Linked DNA regions of Homo sapiens: region 2 is linked to region 1. A link is a loop called in an ENCODE intact Hi-C map of the cell type or tissue named here. Cell type or tissue: heart left ventricle. All regions are shown on one strand. Links, peaks and the distances in the headings refer to the core of each region. The heading gives the core; the rest is flanking DNA. Region 1 overlaps TMEM202-AS1 (TMEM202 antisense RNA 1). Region 2 has its middle 5.9 kb from the start of TMEM202.

Evidence for each region. Peaks named below come from ENCODE experiments on the same cell type or tissue, not always from the same donor. Only the 100,000 strongest peaks of a DNase experiment are listed, where the experiment ranks them.
Region 2: it touches region 1 in a loop (2.3-fold over the local background); 7 of 110 quality-filtered maps call a loop at or near these places.

The regions. Positions count from the first base shown.
Region 1 is chr15:72,460,668-72,463,588 of GRCh38, forward strand. All of the region lies in intron 1 of TMEM202-AS1 (TMEM202 antisense RNA 1), which reads right to left. Among named protein-coding and RNA genes, the nearest start is that of TMEM202-AS1, 12 kb to the right of the region's middle. RefSeq lists an enhancer at 1,339-1,608. In heart left ventricle, for the core only: a CTCF peak has its summit at 1,622; a DNase peak (open chromatin) is centred at 1,604; H3K4me3 peaks cover 1,302 bases; H3K27ac peaks cover 1,016 bases.
Region 2 is chr15:72,390,950-72,393,870 of GRCh38, forward strand. No RefSeq gene overlaps it. Among named protein-coding and RNA genes, the nearest start is that of TMEM202, 5.9 kb to the right of the region's middle. In heart left ventricle, for the core only: no CTCF peak of the experiment used is centred there; no DNase peak of the experiment used is centred there; H3K27me3 peaks cover 493 bases.

The sequences.
Region 1 (2,921 bases), core at 280-2,779:
GTTAAGCCAAGGCTTTCAGTTCTTTGGTAGGAATTCAGTTCCTCACAGGTTTTTTGGTGGCTGGAGATCTCCTTTAGTTCCTTGGCATATAGGTCAGAATAATTTATTTTTGTCCTAGGGTGGGTACTTAAGCTTTGATAAAACTGATTTATAATGTCTTTATGGAGTAAAAATTAGCACAGCATTCATGTTCTTAGCTCTATATTCAAGAATAAAATAAGTGTGTATATTCTGTGAATATTCTGGTTGGTATACATTTTTGGCCTGTATGTAAATTAATATGTGGGTGACTTAAACATTCACAGAGAATTAATTATATATTGCAAAGGACAAACACATAATTCTGTTCAAGATAGGAATGTCAAGAAAACTTTAAGATGATTTTGTCTTTTAATCACATCATGGTTATAATTTCAAATGATTTTTCATTCCCTCCTTTCCTTCCCATCACACAGACTATACTGTAAATATACTCTCTGAAGTTGCACAACGTGACAAGCTTAAGCTTAGCCACACAAGTATGTGCATATACAATTATTTTATTTTTTGATCTGATGCTGACAGTGCTGTGCGTTTTACCTGAACTCAGAAAATTTAATTTCTAAATTATAATATATGGTTAGATATTTACTAAAATCCTGAAACTAGAATTTTACTCCCAATCTTAGACCTTGCAAATGGTAACTCTAGTTTAGTGTACACATTTTCAACATGGGCAATATTACTCCCCAAGAGGAAAAAATTGTTTTTTTGGGAGGGTATGAAAAAAAGTATGTTTTATATATAAAGCATAGATACACATACAGTCCATTAAAGCATATACAGTGTATCTATGGTGTTAAAATTTTACAGTGGGGTGCTGAATAGGAAAAACAGGTCTAAAAGGGTTCCATAAGGGGGCTGATAATGGAAATAAAAGTTGAGAAACATGGCCCTAGTGCTAAGCTTAACAGACAGCTGTTTGACGAACCATCTGGCATTAGATTTTTTTCCTGCATGATTTCCTGTATTAGAATATAAGCTTCTTAAGGACAGAAAATGTAATCTGATTTGTATTTTCAATAATAGCTAACACAATAGTTACGTTCAACTGCATTCAGTATATGTATATTTAATTGAATTAATATGGAGTACATCTTCCCCTACTTGCACTCATCCTATTAGCTCTATAAAATCTAAATGTAATGACCAAAATTAGTCTAGTAAAGCACAACCTATCACAATCTCCCTCACAAAAATCCTAGTAAAATAATGACAAATTTTATTCAAAGAATGGAAAATCTTCAAAGTAGCATAAGAGAAGGAGTACAGACTAGAGACAGAGAGATGAATCAGGGCTTTGATTTCCACCTCTTATCATTTGCAAGCCGAGGAGCCTTGAGCCAAGTTATGTAAAGAGAAAGTGAAAGAGGATAAAAAAGAATAAAAAAGGGACCTTTCTAGGGGAAGGGTACAAGAAGGGACAATGGCATTTCTAGCAGGTTTTTGTTTTGTTTTGAGACAGGGTCTCGCTCTGTCTCCAGGCTGGAGTGCAGTGGTGCGATCTTGGCTCACTGCAACCTCTGCCTCCCGGGTTCAAGCGATTCTTGTGCCTCAGCCCTCCCCCCGAGTAGCTGTGATTACAGGCAAGTGCCACTAGGTTTGGCTAATTTTTTGTATTTTCAGTAGAGACAGGGTTTCGCCATGTTGGCCGGGCTGGTCTCAAACTCCTAGCCTCATGTGATTCGCCTGCCTCGGCTCCCAAAGTGCTGGGATTACAAGCATGAGCCGCCGTGCCTGGCCCTAACAGTCTTATATACACCCAAAATTTCAGGCATGCTGAATTTCTGGCAGTTCCCCAAATAATGCATGGCTCAAATATGCCGTATTTCACACTTACATATTTTATATATACATTCACATTCCTCTTCCCAGAACATCATTTATTTGTCCTCCAATACTCAGCTCAGGTCACACTTTTTTTTTTTTTGGATGGAGTCTTGCTCTGTTGCCCAGGCTAGAGTGCAGTGGCACGATCCTGGCTCACTGCAAACTCTGCCTCCCAGGTTCACGCCATTCTCCTGCCTCAGCCTCCCAAGTAGCTGGGACTACAGGCGCCCGCCACCACACCTGGCTAATTTAAAAAAATATATATTTTAGTAGAGACGGGGTTTCACCGTGTTAGCCAGGATGGTCTCGATATCCTGACCTCGTGATCCGCCCACCTTGGCCTCCCAAAGTGCTGGGATTACAGGCGTGAGCCACCATGCTTGGCCAGCTCAGGCCACATTTTCCCTAGGAAGGCCTCCATGACACGCTTGTGTGCCTTCTACACTGAGTTAGATACATATATTCTTGCTTCCCTAACATTCAGATCATACTTCTACTATAGTACTTATAATTAATGGTTTACATGTCTGCTTCTCTTACTAGCCTGAGAACTTCTTGAGAGCTGAAATGGTTTTATTTATTTATCTTTTCAGACAGAGTCTCGTTCTGTTGTCCAGGCTGGAGTGCAATGGCGGGATCTCGGCTCACTGCAACCTCCGCCTCCTGGGTTCAAGTGATTCTCCTGCCTCAGCATCCTGAGCAGCTGGTTTACAGGCGCATGCCAGCACACCTGGCTAATTTTTTTTTTTTTTTTTGCATTTTTAATAGAGACAGGATTTCACCGTCTGGCCAGGCTGGTCTCAAACTCCCAACCTCAGGCGATCCGCTCGCCTCGGCCTCCCAATGTGCTGGAATTACAGACAGGCGTGAGCCACCGCGCCTGGCCTATTTATCTTCTTAACCTCAACATCTAGCACAGTGCCTGACATGTTAGTGAACAACTGACTTGTTGAATTAACTAATAAAAATACAGGCATACAAGAAGAGCACAGTAGCATTTTCAGCAATTTGACAAATGAATATTGCTTTGTTTTCTTCAAAGGGCCACTACT
Region 2 (2,921 bases), core at 133-2,632, 70 kb before region 1:
ATTTTTAGTAGAGATGGGGTTTCACCATGTTGGCCAAGCTGGTCTTGAACTCCTGATCTTGTGATCCACCCACCTTGGCCTTCCAAAGTGGTGGGATTACAGGTGTGAGCCACCACGCCTGGCTGGTTATTTCTATGTATGACCATCGTTTTCTTTTCTTTTCTTCTTTTCTTTCTTTTTATTTGAGACAGGGTCTTGTTCTCTCGCCCAGGCTGGAGTGCAGTGGCGCAATCACTGCTCACTGCAGCCTCGACATCCCAGGCTCAAGTGATCCTCCCACCTCAGCCTCCCAAATAGCTGAGACTATGCCTGGCTAATTTTTGTATTTTTAGCAGAGACAGGGTTTCGCCACGTTGCACAGGCTGGTCTTGAACTTCCATGTTCAAGAGATCTGCTTGCCTTGGCCCCACAAGCTGTTGGGCTTATAGGCATGAGCCATGGCGCCCAGCATATTTTCTCTCTTTCTTTCTGTTTTTTTTTTTTTTTTTTTTTTTTTTGAGATGGAGTTTCGCTCTTGTTGCCCAGGCTGGAGTACAATGGCACGATCTCAGCTCACTGCAAGCTCCGCCTCCCGGGTTCAAGTGATTCTCCTGCCTCAGCCTCCCGAGTAGCTGGGATTACAGGCAAGCGCCACCACGCCCAGCTAATTTTATATTTTTAGTAGAGACGGGGTTTCTCCATGTTGGTCAGGCTGGTCTCAAACTCCCGACCTCAGGTGATCTGCCCACCTCGGCCTCCCAAAGTGCTGGGATTACAAGCATGAGCCACCGTGCCCAGCCCAGCCCCACTATTTTCTATATACACACATTTATAATCCTTCAAAACAAAAAATCAGGGCGTGATGTAACCACTATTTTGTAAATTTTTCAGTTGATAATATATTAGGGGCGTCTTTTCATGTGCACCTATAAAGAGCTAACAGTCTATTTTTATTTCATTTTTATTATTTATCTGTTTGAGACAGGATCTCACTCTGTCACCCAGGCTGGAATGTAGTGGCATAAACACGGCTCATTGAATCCTCGACCTCCCTGGCCCAAGCAATCTTCCCACCTCAGTCCCCCCAGTAGCTGGGACCTCAGACATGCGCCACCACACCTGGCTAACTTTTTTTTTTTTTTTTTTTTTGTAGAGATGGGGTTTCACCATGTTGCCCAGGCTGGTCTTGAACTTCTGGGCTCAAGCGATTTGCCTCCAGCCTCCCAAAGTGCTGGAATTACAGGGGTGAGCCACTGTGCCAGGACTATTTTTTATTTTACCAAGTGGAGAAAAAACTAACAAGAATAGGAACAACCTGAATATTATTGATAATTTTAATGTGATAGATTTAGAATCTTATATTCTACACAAATATATTTAAAACTTTATACTTTACACATTGTTTTTATATTTTATTTATTTTTTATTTTTTTTACACATTGTCTTTAAATGCCTAAAGGACGTTTAGGAAAACTGGCTAAATGACAAATGTTACTAAATTCCAAAAGGAAAAGAGTTCTTGTAGGACATGTTATTTGACCATAATATATTAAAACTAAAAAAAAAAATCTAAACATGTGGATATATTTTTAAAATTCTAGATTATTCTTGGCTTGAGTATATAAACAAATACTCCTAGCAGTATATTAAAGAATAATGTACTATGTTCATAAATACGTTATTAGAGGAATGTAAAATTAGATAAATGTTAAGAAATGTATCAATGAAATTTTTACACTAAATAGATTAAAGAAGAAAAGCCATATTCTAGAGGCTAAGAGGGAATTTGATACAGCCATTCTAAATTTTAAAATCTTGATAAAATAGAAATGGAATGGAACTTCTTTAACACAGAAATGAATACACAAATAGACAAAGACCAATAAAGCCAGTTCCATTAAAGTCAAGAGTAATATAACGATGTCCACCACCCTTAATACTTCATGAGGACTATTCTAAAGGGTCTAATCAATGCAATATGACTTTTTTTTTTTTTTAGATGGAGGCTTGCTCTGTTGCCTAGGCTGGAATGCAGTGGTGTGGTCTTGGCTCACTACAACCTCTGCCCCCCAGGTGCAAGCGTTTCTCCTGCTTCAGCCTCCTGAGTAGCTGGGATTGCAGGTGCATGCCACCACACCCAGCTAATTTTTTTTTGTATTTTTAGTAGAGACAGGGTTTCACCATGTTGGCCAGGCTGGTCTCGAATGCCTGACCTCAAGTGATCCACCTGCCTCGGCCTCCCAAAGTGTTAGATTACAGGCATGAGCCACCGTGCCTGGCCAGTGCAATATGACATATTTTGTAAAGGGAGAAACAGAATGATCATCATTTGCAGATGATAGGATGTTTACCTAGAAAATCTAAGAGAAATTGGCCAATAGAATGATTAGAATTTAAATAATTCAGTCAAATGATCAGATAAAAGGTAAATACATTGAAAAAATAATTTATTCATTAGCAATAACAAATCAGAAAATAAAGTGAAAAAATGTGATTCAGAAAGCAAGTAGGTTAATGTATATAAAGCACCTAGCACAGTTCCTGGTAGATGGGAGGTTATAGAAATAAGCTGTAATAATCTTAGTTATTGATTTTATAGATTTTAGGGATGAAATTACTGAGACAAAAGATGCAAACATTTTTAAGCTTCTTGATTCATATATTCAAATTATTCTTTTTTTTTCTTTTTTTTTTTTTTGAGACAGAGTTTCGCTTTTGTTGCCCAGGCTGGAGTGCGATGGTGTGATCTCAGCTCACTGCAACCTCCACCTCCCAGGATCCAGCAATTCTCCTGCCTCAGCCTCCCAAGTAGCTGGAGTTACAGGCACCTGCCACCATGCCCAGCTAATTTTTATATTTTTAGTAGAGATGGGGTTTTGCCACGTTGATCAGGCTGATCTCAAACTCCTGACCTCAAGGGATCTGCCCGCCTTGGCCTCCCA